Linked DNA regions of Homo sapiens: region 2 is linked to region 1. Evidence: chromatin contacts called from ENCODE Hi-C data. All regions are on one chromosome and are shown on one strand. The core of a region is the stretch at or near the end of the contact, and the rest is flanking DNA. Distances in the headings are between cores, read along the strand shown. Region 1 holds the start of LINC00487 (long intergenic non-protein coding RNA 487). Region 2 holds the start of LINC03156 (long intergenic non-protein coding RNA 3156).

Evidence for each region. Hi-C counts contacts between places; a loop is a spot of excess contacts on that map. Pooled maps may share reads with other maps.
Region 2: a loop to region 1 is called in a map of dorsolateral prefrontal cortex, with 3 times the contacts of the local background. The contact joins the promoter of LINC03156 here to the promoter of LINC00487 in region 1. A Hi-C loop is called at or near these places in 1 of 168 maps with a recorded cell type or tissue (dorsolateral prefrontal cortex), 1 of 37 single-sample maps with no recorded cell type and 2 of 50 pooled maps.

Annotation. Positions count from the first base shown.
Region 1 is chr2:6,767,236-6,774,878 of GRCh38, forward strand. It overlaps LINC00487 (long intergenic non-protein coding RNA 487), which reads right to left and starts at 3,076. Exons shown (of 6, transcript NR_038369.1): 1 at 2,844-3,076. It overlaps LOC105373404 (a long non-coding RNA gene), which reads right to left. Exons shown (of 4, transcript XR_922745.3): 4 at 5,588-6,148. RefSeq lists an enhancer at 5,932-7,131.
Region 2 is chr2:6,646,042-6,653,684 of GRCh38, forward strand. LINC03156 (long intergenic non-protein coding RNA 3156) reads right to left here and starts at 4,478. Exons shown (of 2, transcript NR_110497.1): 1 at 4,065-4,478; 2 at 3,066-3,340. MIR7515 (microRNA 7515) reads left to right here and starts at 4,332; the gene lies at 4,332-4,398.

The DNA.
Region 1 (7,643 bases), core at 1,826-4,325:
AGGGTCTCCACTCGGAATCACTGCCATCAGGTGTCTCATTCTAACGCTAATTCAAAATTATTAAGGGCCACTGTGGGCCTTCTAACATATTCCCTTTTTTGAAAGAGTTCTCTGAAACTGAAACCTAACTAAGACTCTGAACTAAAGTTAGGAACTCATTTTTACTGATTAAAAAAAAAAAAAAAAAAGAAAGAAAAAAAAACTATAGCCCTCGCTAATATTGCTTCTAAATAGCAGGGCAGACAGGCAGTCTGGGCGCACCCAGTCATGATGGTGTCACTCGCCCTTCCCCAAATCCCCATCAGGATGAATCAAGGCAACATGACCCTCTGGGAACATTCCCCAGGCCCTTCCCCCAGTATGGCTTCTGGGAGCAACTGTGGGGCCAGGGGGTTTCCCAAAAGCCAGCTTTCCCATGACAAAAGTGCACAGAACATGCCCCACCCTTCAGTTCCTACGTCCTTGGAAGCACCAAGCAAGTCATACAAAGTCGTGGAATCACAGAGGATGGATTCACATAGGACGTTTCTAGTAAAACAGTGCAAGCTTCTCCTTGGCCAAAACCAGAGGGCTTCCTTCTGATGCCCCAAGTGGTGCTTGGGTCCCTGGCCAGGGAAACAGTTCACTCTCCCAGTACCTGCCCTTGTGCATTTGTCATAGGATTAGAAATGAGTAGCCAGCATGCTCATGGCCGTGTATTACAGCATAAATATTCAGAAACTTGCTTTAGACATCACTTACAGATTCTTTCCTGAAACTTCACATAGAACGTACAGAAACACAAGTATTGTGTGAAGCAGTTGTGGGGCCAGGGAGGTGCCCGGGCTTTGAGGGCACGTAGCCTTTGCCATGCAATAGCTTCTGGAATTACACGCATGGCCTGCTCCCCAGCTTCCCCACCAGCAGGGACTGGGGCGTGGACCGGGGATGGAGACTGGGGGTGGGGGTCCACCTGTGGACCTCCGATAGGAGGGAGCTGCTTGGCCCTTCTCTGGCCCATCTCTGGCAGGCAGTTGCTGGACAAACTGCAGAGGTCTCCACCTGCAGCATCCAAGGCACACAGGCTCTTCATAAAAATCCCTTTCTCCTGTCCCCTTCCAATTGGTGGCAGCTGCCACTCAGCATCTTTGGTTTTAAACAGTGAAATGGCTTCCCAGATGTCAGGGGGGAAAATCAGTGCAAGGCCTAGACTCGGAATTCCAAGTCGCCCCATCCAGATAGCTGCACCGAGAAGAGAGAAGACACAGGACCGTTTTGTCGTTTTCATTTCCGTTTTCTTTTACTAGGAAATTGAAATCGGGTTTCTGGTCTCCGCACTACGGGCTCAGAGGGTTCTTTGGTGTTGGGGAGGCATCGAGCCTTTGGTGCTGCACACACCCTAAACCCTGGCTCCACCCGTAGATGCCAAGAGCCCCCTCCAGCTGCGATCGCCAAAAATGTTTCCAGACTTTCCACCTACCTCCAGGGGCAAAATCACCTAGGATGAGAACCACATAATTCAGGGGCGTCCAGTCTTTTGGCTTCCCTGGGCCACATTGGAAGAAGAATTATTGTCTTGGGCCACACATAAAATACACCACACTAGCAATAGCTGATGAGCTAAAGAAAATCATAGCTGAGAAATCTCAATGTTTTTAAAAGGTTTACAAATTTGGGTTGGGCTGCATTCAAAGCCACCCCAGGCCACATGGGCTGCAGGTTGGACAAGTTTGAAATAAGTTATGCTATGGCAAACAATAAGCTGATATTATACAAATATTTTACTTACAAAAAAATAACTACCATAAAAAGATGTACGTGGAGGCGTGTGTGTGTGTGTGTTGGGTTGTGTGGGAAGGGGTGTGAGCATATGTGTGTGTTGAATGTGGGTGTGTGTGTGTTGGGTTGTGTGGGAAAGGGTGTGAGCAAGTGTGTGTGTTGAATGTGGGTGTGTGTGTGTTGGGTTGTGTGGGAAGGGGTGTGAGCATGCGTGTGTGTTGAATGTGGGGGTGTGTGTGTTGGATTGTGTGGGAAGGGGTGTGAGCAAGTGTGTGTGTTGAATGTGGGTATGTGTGTGTTGTGTGGGATATAAGTCTGTGTAATGTGTGTTACATATGATGCATGTGTTTATGTGTGTAGTGTGGGTGTTGGTGTGTGTGTATGTATGTATCTGTGTGTTTACATCTGTGGTGTATGTGTATGCATGTTTGTGTAGTGTGTGTTAGTGTCTGTGTATGTGTGTGGTATCTGTGTATTTTTGTGTGTAGTGTATGTGTGTGCATGTTTGTGTAGTGTGTGTTAGTGTCTGTGTATGTGTGTGGTATTGTGTGTTTATGTGTGTGGTGTATGTGTGTGCATGTTTGTGTGTGGCATGTGTTGGTGTGTGGCATTTGTGTGTTTATATGTGTGTTGTGTGTATGCATGTCTGTGTGTATATGTGTGGTGTCTGTGTGTTTCTGTGTGTGGAATATGTGTATGCATGTTTGTGTGTTGCATGGTGTGTGTATGTATGTGTGTGATATCTCTGTGTTTGTGTGTGTGGTGTCTGTGTATTCATTTTGTGTGTGTGGTGTGCACGTGTGTGGCATGCGTGTGTTTAAGTGTGTGATATATACATACACACGTGTGTGTTTATGTGTGTGGTGTATGTGTATTCATTCTGTGTGTGTGGTGTGCATGTGTGTGGCATATGTGTGTGTACGTGTGTGGTATATACATACACACATTTATGGATGGGGGTGTGTGTGTGTTGTGTGGGATATAAGTCTGATGAGGTAAAGAAGCTCCAGGAGATTCTCTTTGGTTGAATCTCATGCCATGAGACTTGGCTTCTGGCCACGATGGAGTGAGAAGCCTGGACTGACCTTTCTGCCTGGAGCAAGGGAACACCGTGTAGAACCGGCACGGCGCATCTTCCAGACGGCAGTGCCCAGGCTGCTTGGCAGGCACCCCTGCAGGAGGGGTCAGGGAGGTGGGCACCCAGCGGTCCCTCAGCACCCGTCCCGTGTGGCACAGTCCAGCCGCCTCCCAGGGCCGAGGAGGGGAGACGCAGGCTCCTGGGCTGCTCCCACCCAGGCCCCTGGAACAGCGCATCTTCTGTGACCGTGGTGAAGGAAAATCTCAGCCTCTGCTTCCCACCTCCTCAGCCCCTGCCTCAACAGGAAGCCCACAGCGCAAGAGACGCCATTCTAGGGCCAGGAAGGAAGAGCCTCAGACCCTGGAATTGCCATGTACAAACTAGACGTGTATTTATGGTGTGTCTGAATGTACAACAATTTCCTGTTTCGGAGAAAATAGTTCCTTCCTGGAAGGGCTGTTCTGTATTTGCACACTTTTCCCATGTGATTTTGGGGAAAAGTACCTGACTTTCTGTGAATAGACGCACTTTTTCTTACCGAAAATAATGATAGTTTCAATCTGGCTATAATCGTTCATATTCATGATTTTTTTCGGATGTAGAAATCAGCAGTTTTGCATTGTAAGACCTCACCCATCCACCACTCACCGTCCCCACACCCCTGGGAACAGGAGGAACCTCACAGAAGAAGAAGGTGGATTTTACTACCTACTTGCCACACCTCAATCTCTCTGTCTGTAAGCAGAGAGAATACGGTAATAATAATATTAATAATGATAATAATAATACCTTTCTCACAAGTTCGCAGGGAGGGATGAGTTCATGCACATAAAATGCTCAGCCCAGCACAGCTGAGCACACGATTCTCAGCACTATTACTTGCATTCTTGTCACTGAAAGGAAGAGGGAACGGAGTGTGACAGCGCAGGTTAGACCCCCGGCGCAGCCATCCACCTGCCACTTTGTCACAGGGACTCCACGACTAACTGCCGCCCTATTTTCCCATAAGCAGGCAATGGTGATGATAAAATCATTCTCAAAGCTTAGGGAGGCCAGGACCCAACCCAGGGCCGATCAACGCAAAGCCCTTGCTGCTTCCTATCCCATAAAACCCAATTATTTATGAATGTGAACCTAAAGCCGCATCCTAATTTAGAAGGCATGGAGATAACATGGCCAAGCAGCCGCCTCTCCAGGCAGCGAGATGACTAGGTAGGTCCCAGAGCCCTGAGCATGTCCCCTAGAAAACAACTCAAGACAAGTGCATTTGCATGCCTTCTTCTGTCTCTCTGAAATCACTCAGTTATAGTCACTCAGTGTGTGCTCACAAACACTGAGTCTCCCCTACACGTGATGCATTTCAGTACCAGGGCAATTCGAGTGAGAAACATGGCCATAGCCCCCAGCCTCTTGGACTATCAGAACTCTTAGGAAGTACAAGGATTGAAATATGTGGTCTAACAGCAGAGCGGTATTTTTCTCATTGTACCACCTTGTTGTAAAAAATTGCTGGAGCCTGAAGGAAACCACCTATGGGAAGGGTGTGAGTCAATGGTTCCCCACTTCTGCAGAGTTCCTTCTGAGCAGCTCAGAGCCCACCCCGTGTGGACACATCTCTTACCAAGATGACCTTCCCCTAGCGGGAAACGGAGGAATGAGCAGGCGGCACTCACAGTGCCAATTACAGCAAGGGGATTTGCATAGGAGACCTAACTGCCTGTTTCAATTAGGAGCAGCAACTCCCTCCTTCTTCCTTCCCAAGGAGCCAGGAACACCAGGCATGTGGGTTTGGATTTGTCTGGGAGGAGGCATGACTGTGCGCACCAGAGTGAAAGCCTCCCCACTCACACTGCTCACCTGGAGAGAGGCTCAGGGATCCTGGCAGGCGCAATGTTTGAGAAATGCCCAGGCGAAGAAGATGAATGCTTCCTTTCACCGGGCCCTCCCTGGCTTTAACTCTTCTTAGTCCTGTCTCTGGGAGACCCTGGCAGCCCCTCGCAGCTGTGACCTCTCTAAACTGTCAGCCTCAGATTAACTGATACTTCATCAATTTTGCCTGAACTGCATTTGCAACCCGGTCTCAAGAGGACAGCCAAGTGCATCAACGCTGGGCATTAACCCCCCAGAACCAGATTGCCTTCAAAACGAGGGGGACTTTTCCAATATTCTCACAGCGGCCCGGGCAACAAGCCTAGGGGGACTTTGGCCAGAGGGGAGAGAAGGGGCCTCTGATTATTCCTTGTAAATTTTTCATGAGGACATCTGCCCATACTCTGCGCCTCCTCCAGAGCTGCCCTCTCTCTCTCTCTCCCTTCCTCTGTCTCTGTGTTCAGGCCTCTGACAAGGCATGAAAAACGAGAATGATTGGGCCTCAGTCCCCATTAGCCAGGAAGTGACTGATGGGAGGATGGGCGTGTGTGGTGACTTCAGGCTTGGGAGGGGCCGGGGCTGCCGGGTTTTGAAACAAAAGACCAGTCAGGAATGGATGAGTCCTAGGTGGATCTGCAGATGGAGGCTGTGCTGTGAGTAGGTGGCTAAGGTGCACAGATGGTCATGGCTGATAGGCCAGCCTGGCCCGGGCTCCTGGTTCTGCAGACCCCAGCTCTGGGCTGGAAAATCGGTCCCCGCCTCCCCCATCTTCCCCAAGATTGTCCCCGTCCTTCCTCGGGCAGACCTTCACCGTGGAGCAGAAAGCTGCCTACAATATCGCCCAAATCAAAGCCAAGAAGAATTAGAGTGTAGGGACAGGGGAACAGGGAAGTGCTTTTTTAATTTAAATAATAAAAAATAAAAAATAGTCATTCTTTTGGAAATACTAGCAGCTTACAAGCTTTAAAATCCTCTTTCCCAACAGTTTAAATCAAAAGCCAGCAGCCCTTTCTCATGGATGCATCAAATCATGCAGATGTCCTTTTTGTGCCCCCTTTAAGGTGACATGTGCTTCAATTTATTTTTAATCTTCTAAGTGATGTCATCAGGACGCCGCCCGGGTGACACGGGAGGTGGCTGCTCCTGGGGCTGTGGGTCTGGGCAGTGCAAGCTCCACGCGCACTGACCCCATGGGCTCAACCCAGAGTCCACAGTCAGAAACCGGCCCCGGGCGGCAGGAGACGCTGCAGAGGGAGATTCCATAGAAGAGGTAAATTCATTAAGAAACTCATCACCGAGCACACCTTAGAAATCCCACCTTTTGTGCTCAACGTGGCCGGGTCCCCGGGGACGCCGTTGGCAGCTCTCCATGGAGCAACAGTGCCACCCAGTGGTCAGTCCTCGCGATGCCGCCGCCCGCTCCCCTGTGCGGTCCTCAGCGGCCTGGGAGAAGACAGAGAAAATGAGTTGGTACAAACGCTTGCCCCGAATATCACATCTTTAAATAGTTACCCACATGAAAGAAGGCCTGCAACTGATTCAAAACCACCTCGATGAAAAAAATCTGAGCACACCCATCAAAGGCACTGCGCACAGAACTCAGGAATGTTTTCTGCTGTTTGGAGTTTTCTTCTCCCCTCCTCCCTCCTCAATAACGATACTGGTGATTACATCTTCCAGGGGAAAATAAAATTAAATGCATCGACTTAATTGTTTAATTAGTGTGAGCATAGGTAGTACTATCCAATTCAAAGATCTAAGCAACTGAAATTCCATTTGGAGGGAGTTCCCCCACTACGGGAAAAGGAAGCAGGAGTGTCACAGGATTGGGGATCACACAGATGGAGGGAGAAATCTGGCCCTACATCTCCCGCGTGTGGCTGATGACGATGGGTGAATCCCCTGTGGGCATTCCTGCCTCCTCATCTGTGAAGCGGATCACCTGTGAAGTCAAATTTGCAGAGAAAGTGATTCTAATTGATGAACTCGAAAGAAATGGGAGTATTGTTACCACCCAGCTTCCTTTTGAACCCCTGCCTCTATTCCTAATGCCATTTCCACTGTACCTTTCCGCCTAAATGTCCCCTTTCTCTCTTTACAGACCTGTAAGCGCAACGCAGACCCCGCCCTCCTGCGCCAACAAGCCTCTTCTCCAAACGCTCCATGAAAGCTGATGATTCTCACTTCTAGGTTTTCTGATTGATCACGTTGTCAAGATGGATCTCTGTATTTTCCTGTATTCTTCTCCCCATAGCTCTTTCCTCATATTGTGGATGCTTTAGAAACCCTTATTAGTGAATTGGCTTGTTTTCAAATTAGAAAAACCTGAATGTTAAGGCAGAAAGGACCTGAATCTTAAGGCAAAATACTTGGATCCACGATCTGACTTCATCTCTCCGTATCTGGCCTTATCTCTCCAAATCAACAGGAGCAATCCCTTGATTTAGGTAGAGGGCTGTTATTTTGTTTTGTTTTCATCCATGAAATGAAAGTTTGGGCTGGGGAAAAGTTTGCAGTATTTTTGTTGTAGTTCCTGCAAGTTTTCAGCTAATTACTTAGTGATGCCTCTTAAAAATCTCACATAGTGTGTTATTTCAAAAAGTTATTCCGTGAGTCCTGTAAATTACTAGGTTAAATCGTGTAAAATTGCTGTTTTATTGGCCAAAAATTAACAACTATGAAAAAATGTCATAAGATATAACCTAAAATAGCTCTTCCAGAGAATTAAATCACTCAGTTATAGTCACTCATTGGTGCCCACAAACACTAATTGAGTGTCCGCTATACGTGGTGCATTTCAGCACCAGGGCAATTTGAGTGGAAAACATGGCCCCCAGCCTCCTGGATTATCAGAACTCTTAGGATGTACAAAGGACTGAAATCCGTGGTCTAACAGCAGAGTGGTGTTTTTATCATTGTACCACCTTGTTGTAAAAAA
Region 2 (7,643 bases), core at 3,228-5,727, 120 kb before region 1:
TGCCATGTCCACCATGTCCACCATGACTGTAAGTTTTCTGAGACCTCCCCAGCCATGCTGAACTGTCGGTCAATTAAACCTTTTTCATTTATAAATTACCCAGTCTCGAGTATGTCTTTATTAGCAGAGTGAGAATGAACTAATACAGCTGCTTTCATTGTTATCCACCTGCAAGGACAGCAAAAGGAATTTCCCCAACAATCAGAGAGAATCTACAGTCTTTGGGATAGGCCACGTGCCTAGGTGTTGAGAGAGTTTTCTATACAGCTGTCTGCACAGCTCCAGCCTATTCCAAGACTAAACCCCTCATCTTATCAGGACTCTTGTTGTTGAAAAAGCTGATTCCTCTTTGCTTCATCTCAGGCTCCTACTCCTAGATGGCCATCCCCTCTCTGGGACTCCATCTCTTCCAGCCAGGCTTCCCAAATGCTGGCTGCTAACACATGGACTCCTGTTCCCCTTTTCCTGCCTTTCACCTGCCCACAGCTGGCTGACCACAACATGCTCTGGGGATTGCTGTGCTCCCTCTCACTGTGTAAAGCAAGGGCTTGCTACACCCCCATTTCAATCACTTTGAGCAGCAGACACCACGGTTTCTTTCTTTGATTTCTGCCTTGCAGAAACCATGCTATCTGGTTTAATCTTCTCAACAAAATTTTTGAGATTAGTAGTGTTTTTTCCATTGTAGAGATATGAAACAGAATTTAGAAAAGTAGGAGACTTGTCTAGAACCACAAATTCTGTAAAGAGCAGACACAGAATTTGAACCAACTGTATCTGTTAAGCCCGTGTTGTGCCTGCAGTGGCGAGATGCAGTACACATGATCTACCCTCCAGTGTCTAGCATCCTCCAGTAGTCACTGCTGACTCCTGACCCTTAGAGGGAGACTCCAGAGAAAGCACTTTGTACACAACAGACCCCCCAAGCATGCTGGCCTAAGGAGCTCTCTCAGGTGGCCTATGTCAAGTTCAAAAAAGGAGAAAAGCAAAGACAAGAAACAGTTGCTATGAAATATCTCCCTTTGGTTTCTAACGACATGTCTATTAGCAATCATCCTGGTAGTAATTGATCATAAAATCCAATTGTTGGCTGGCCCCATGCACCTCATATCATAATGACAACACTGGGAAAATGACCAACAGCGTACTTCTGCCAGCCCTGTAAATCCATTCTGTATTTCCAGAGTAAGAACATCCCATAAAAGGCGGGAACTGTAAAAGCTCATGAGGAAGAAATAAACATGTAACAATAGAACACAGATGGACAGTTGTGCTGGGAAGCAGCTGCACAGGGAAAGAAGAGAATTGAGCTCTCGGGTTGTTTTTGGAAGAGCCGAGTACACATCTTGAACTTCCACGCCTGTCTCCAACCCAGGTCTGAGATGGTGTCTTATGTTTCCCAGGGGTTTAAAAATGCAGTGAGAAAAGACTTGGCATATATCTTAGCAACCATGTGGGCTTGGGAACCAGGCAAAGTTGCAGCTCTGCACTTACCAGCTGATGCACCTTGCTCAAGTCACCACCCCTTCCTGTGTCTCAGTTTTCTGGTCTGTAAACTGGTTGTGATACTTCATTATGGTGAAACCTCATTAGGCAGTACTGTCGATGCTGCACAGATCTTTGTCACTGAAAAGTTGCATGTATCCTATAACTGTCACTTTACTTATGCCATGCAACAACCTAAAGAAAGGAAGAAAACGTCTAGCAGCAGAACCGCGACTTTCTAGTACCCAGAGCTGGCGCAGGGGAGGTCAGAGCCAGATGGGGGGCATGGCTCATCCTGGCCCCAGAATCCAGTCTTGGGGAAGCATGTAAACAGGGAGGCTGCAGAAAGACACTATCTGTGCAAGCGGGCAGTGTACCTGTGTCCACAGCACAGGCAGCACGTGAGAGCAGAGCCCCCCAAAAAGAGCGCTGCCCATGGAGGGCTGTGAGCAGATGGACTCTAATGACACCATCCCGTTTCCAAGGTTGAACCCTATGGGAGGACAGACTCTTGCAGCCCATAAAGATCAAGTCATCTGACCAATAAATAAATAAATAAATAAAAGGGAAAAAAAAAAAAACCAAGATGGAAACCTAGATCCACAACGGGAAAGTGACTTGTGCAGGGAACCTGTGGTGCCCAGTGTGGGTGGCAACTCTTCCCTCATCCATGCAGCTTGGCCCTACCTTGATCATCGTCCTTTTTAGCATGAATTTATCAATTGCCCAGTATTTTCAATGGACTATAGAGGGTACAGAGAAAAGAAAAGTGAGAAATGGCATCTATATTCAAAAGATGCTGCAGAGACAGCTCCCCACGCCCAGCCTGCCTTGAGAAAAAGAAGCCACAAGAAAACTCATGCTTACAGCACAGACTAGGTGTTGAAGGCAGGTGGTGCAGAAACTTAGGAGGAGCGGCACTGAAGACTAAGGAGGTCCAGAGACCATAGAAAAGTTATTGGGAGAAGGAAGGACTTGAGCCGGTATTTGAGGAACATTGTTAAGGTCTAGACTGACAGATTAAGGGAGGAAGATCACCTCGGACAAACAGCCGACAGGAGTCTCTGCCCCTTGGAAGCAGCTCTAGCAGGCTGTTGTGTAATGGAAATGCTGACTTTCACTTATACAGTACATTTCTATAAAATTATCAATACGAGAAGCTGTCTAAAAAGGAGTGAGGTATTTTTTCATCAGTGAAGAGGCTGGTTGCATGTGCTATTTCTTCCTAGAAAGCAGGAACTGGGTCCAGAATTGGTCTGGCTTCAGAAAACAAAAAAGCCGTTGCCAAGTCTAGGGTTTGTACAGCTCTCCAGTGGAGTTATGAAAAGCCCGGTTAGAACATAAAGAACGGTCTGTTCTGTGGGAGGCAATACAGCTTCACCGAGGGGAGAGGGAAAGTAAGCCTGTATCAGTCATATTTCCATCCCTGGGAGACCATTAGGAGAAATTCAATTAAAACCCATGACTTCTACCAAATCTCTATGGCCAGTTTGAAGAGACTAATTCTTAGAAAAAGCTGACTCCAGCATTATCTGTCTTTAGCTGAGCTGTTATGAAAAGAATATAAGAGTAACAAAAAAAATGGTATGTGCTTTTATTAAAACAAAACATAACAACAACATAATGCTGTTGCAGAAACTTGGAGATGCTGCAAATGTAGGTCTGTTCTGCTTGTTGGCTTTACCTCTCTCTCGTTCCTTCCTTCTTCCTCCTCATTCTTCATCTTTCTTCCTCATTCTAAGCAGAACATTTACAAAATTCAGGCTTTCTGTAGGGTGAAGAGCTGAGCTTCAGTTCTTCTCTGGGGCAGAATATTAGCAAGGACAGTGAGCTTAGTTTTGACTGATTCTGGCATCTTCACAAAGCAAAAACCAAAGTATTGACGTAAGAAAACTGGATTGGGAGTTGGGAAAGGTTATGACTTAATGATAAAGGAATTAAAGAGACACATTGGCATTATTTTTTTCTCCTGACACCTGCACAATGCCAAAAGATAAATCAGAACAGAAAACATTAAAATTGGAAAGGAACTTAGAGACCACCTAGTCAAGGGATGACAGATTCCACAGCCAGTACCATCTCTAAGGTATTGGCATTGATAATCGCTTCTCTCTGGAACTTTGTGTTGAGTAGGATTCTGAGGCTCAAGTTAAACTCACCAGGATTGACTCTTCTGATCAGAGAGCAATGCCTAGTCTTAGAGAACAGAAGAGGCAGGGTCCGCATCTGGTATTAGCATTCTTTATTTAGTTCAACAAAGTCACATGGAGACAATATGTTACATCCTGACTTTAAACATTAGTTCAGAGAAGAAAAGTTGCTGAGATCCCTGCTGCAGTTATCCACGACTACATAACAAACCACTACCAAACTTTGCGTCCTAACAACAGTGATTTATTATTTTGCACAGCCTTGTGGATAATGAGCTTAGGGTGCAGGTTGGGGAGACTGGTGGTTCTCACATGATAACTCAGAGCTCCCAAGAAAGCAAATGTGGAAGCATCTAGACCTCTTAAGGCCCTGTCTAGAATTGTCTGGGCAGCATTTTCATCACATTCCACTGGTAAAGGTGTTCTTACCTTGTATGTGCCTGCAGGGATGAGAGAATTTTGGCCATCTTTGCAGATAATCCACCACAGTCCCTCCATGCTGCCTTCATGCAGCAGGTAGGTGAGTACTCCACAGGCTTTGCCACCCAGAACAGGGAAGCCAAACTGTCAATCTCAAGTCCCTAATCTGTGACCTGCTTATAATTCTTACTCCACAGTTATCATGGTGAAGACCAACGAGATGATGAACATGTAGCACATATCTGTATCACGAGAATTCCACGAGAAGAGCTCAAACTTTTATCATTTCATTTATGCCTGTTAGCATGAAAAAAGAGGCTGAGAAGGGAAGATGGTGACAAGGAATTGCTAAGCAGCAGGTCACATGGGTCACCCAGCGTGGACCGGCCTGAACACAGCTTCCATGTCCCCACTCTTGCCAATGTTCTCATGTGGACACAGCTGGCTTTGTTACATCAGAATGAAGGCCTCCCTTATGATGGCTCAGTGTTTCCATAGAAATGTCCAAGGAACATGATTATAGAGTCAGTCCATTCATTAACACAGAGGGTTAGGGGTTGGGAAAATCATCTAATCCAACAGCCTTATTTTGAAAATGAAGTTTCCAAGCCCTAGACGTTCATGGAAGCTCATGAAAGGCTCCTAATCACAGTGCCCTTTCCGCGGTAACATGGGCTCCTTATTTAGTTCCATTCAGAAAACCTGAAGAGAGGCCTCCCTGGCCAACGGTAGTGGGGATTAGAAGCAGTCCGTTTCTGTTAATATTTATATTCTATTTTAATAAAGCCTGGCTTCTTACAATCAAGTGCAACCTAATTTGTCCAGAGCCGACACTCCCGAGTGTACAGAATCCCCATTTGATTTTGCTGTTTGGAACGTTATCCACTCAATGGTTTCTCTAAACAACAGTGAAAGTCCCCATCCACCATGAACCTGCAGAGCATAACTGGATATTTTCTGGCCAGTTGGCTCATTGCCTACAGCAGAAATCTTCAAGCAGAAGCTACTGAAACAAGGACACTAATTTGCTAAGCCAGGAAGTTTTTCAAAGTCCATGATCCAGAAACACCAAAAATAGAAAAACCAACACAAAAATAAACAAATAGAAAAGTGGCCCATGCCTGTAATCCCAGCACTTTGTGAAGCCAAGGTGGGTAGATCACCTGAGGTCAGGAGTTTGAGGCTAGCTTGGTCAACATGGTGAAACCCTGTCTCTACTAAAAATATTTAAAAAATTAGCCAGGCGTGGTGGCGGGTGCCTGTAATCCCAGATACTCAGGAGACTGAGGCAGGAGAATTTCTCAAACCCGGGAGGCAGAGGTTGCAATGAGCCCAGATGGTGCCACTGCACGCCAGCCTGGGCATCAAGAGCGAGACTCCATCTCAAAAAAAAAAAAAAAAAAAAAAAAAGCCAGAGATTTTCTTAGATAAGTATGTGGAAGGATCCCAACATCTAAATGTTTCTACATCATGAGATGAAAGGAAATTAATGATGATCTCTTTTTTTTTCTTTTTTTTTTTTTTTCCAGATGAAGTCTTGCTCTTGTTCCCCAGGCTGGAGTGCAATGCTGCCATCTCGGCTCACCACAACCTCCGCCTCCTGGGTTCAAGCAATTCTCCTACCTCAGCCTCCCGAGTAGCTGGGATTACAGGTGTCCGCCACCACGCCCAGCTAATTTTTGTATTTTTAGTAGAGACAGGGTTTCATCTTGTTGGCCAGGCTGGTCTCGAACTCCTGACCTCAGGTGATCTGCCCGCCTCGGCCTCCCAAAGTGCTAGGATTACAGGTGTGAGCCACCGTGCCCAGCTGATGATCTCTTTATAGTAATTTCTGACATACGTATATCTTCAGGGTTGACATACAGATTATGCTTTTCATTCACACAACTTTCAGGTTAAGTCTGACTGGTGTTACTACCCACACACCATAGAGGAGGAAAGGTAGGCTCAAAAAAACTGACTTGCCCAAAACAAGTTAGATGGTGGGACACAAGATAGAAAGTGGGGAAGTCAAGACTGAAGCACCCACCTCCTGGCTCCATCACAGCCATGTGTGCTGATATCTGGGCAGCTAAACGTAGAGTGCTGGAGCCCACATGGGGTGTATGGCTGGGGAATTTTAGCTTTACTCTCATTTCTAGCATCTATGTTGGAAAAGCATTTTGTGTTTTATGCTTTTATTGTATATTCAGCCAGTCAAGAGTCATAGTCTATTTCATTCAGGCTTATGCCACTCACTAATGTCAGTAGAAGCCTATTCGTTTCTTAGAAATTGTAGTGGAAGATGTAGAAAGTACACTTGTCAAATTTGGGCATGATTCATCTGTGAGAGGAACCTTGTGCATGCAAACTCAGTAACAGCGTTCACAAAAATCTGGACAGGCTTGAAAGACAGGCTGAAAATAACATTGCAGCAGGAGGAAATGTAATGGTATGAACCTGAATTCAGAAGGCAACTGCCTAAAGGTGGACTAAATAGGTTTAATAGAAATTGCTTTAAAAACAACCAGGAAGGATGGTTAGCATTAGTTAGCTTTGCAGTCTGCATGAGCTTATGGTATGAAGGGTGAGTCAGAAGGTTATAGCCCCTTAAGCCACAGTAAGAGAGTTTGGGTGTTCTGAATGAGGGGGACACATCTGCTTTCTCACTGTTGGATGCAGCAGCGCTTTTGACTCATTTGTGCAGAAGAAAGCCCTGGGAACTGAGCTGTATTTGAAGAATGAACGAAGGATCTGTTAACATTTAGCCCAAAGAAGAAAGGATACATTAGATAAGACTGAATGGATGTTTTCAGATCATGGAAACATTTCCAACCTAGACAGTCAACTGATGAAGGACTCGGGAGCCAGGTACTCAAGCAAGTGGAGGAGGCCCCCACGCTGGGCATATAAGTCGAGTAATTCAGGGTCCTGAGCTCACGGACAAGCTACAACGCCGCTCCCAACTCCTGACTCCAAAATCAGAACCCATGACTCTCTGAAAGAGATATCATGGAAGCAATTGAGAAGGTAATTGGTTTCAGAAAGTTTCAAAAAGCAAAGCACAACAACTAAACAGTGCTGATTGAAATTAGCTGAGCACATACACATGTTTCAACCCAGAAAAGCAATTCCACTTTAAGTACTTCATGTCAGTAAAGCACTACCTCTGATCTGGTAAAATAACACTCCTGATATCCCATGACTCCATGCGTGACTACATTTTGCATTCCTTGCACAGACAGATTTTCATACTGACTAGACAGGGATTATGAGCTGTGTGTCAACTCCTTGCCGTTGAATTGGTTTCTGCATTTCTGTGGAACATACTCTAAAATTCATGAGATTGGAGATGCTCTCTGTACAGGCTCATGTAGGCAGTGACAGACACCCTTAATTTGTAAGCATTAGCAGAATGAGATGCAGTTGCAGAAAGTGTAATTGGATCATCTTTGTATCTTATGTCAGCGTGTCTAAGTACTGCTAAAGAATGCACCACGTGCTCGGCGCCTCCGACAACACAGAGGGGTTGTTGTAGGCATGACAAATAATAGCAGAATCAGCTTCTTACTGTTATATTTGGAGTGTGGTGTGTGTGTATGTGTGTGT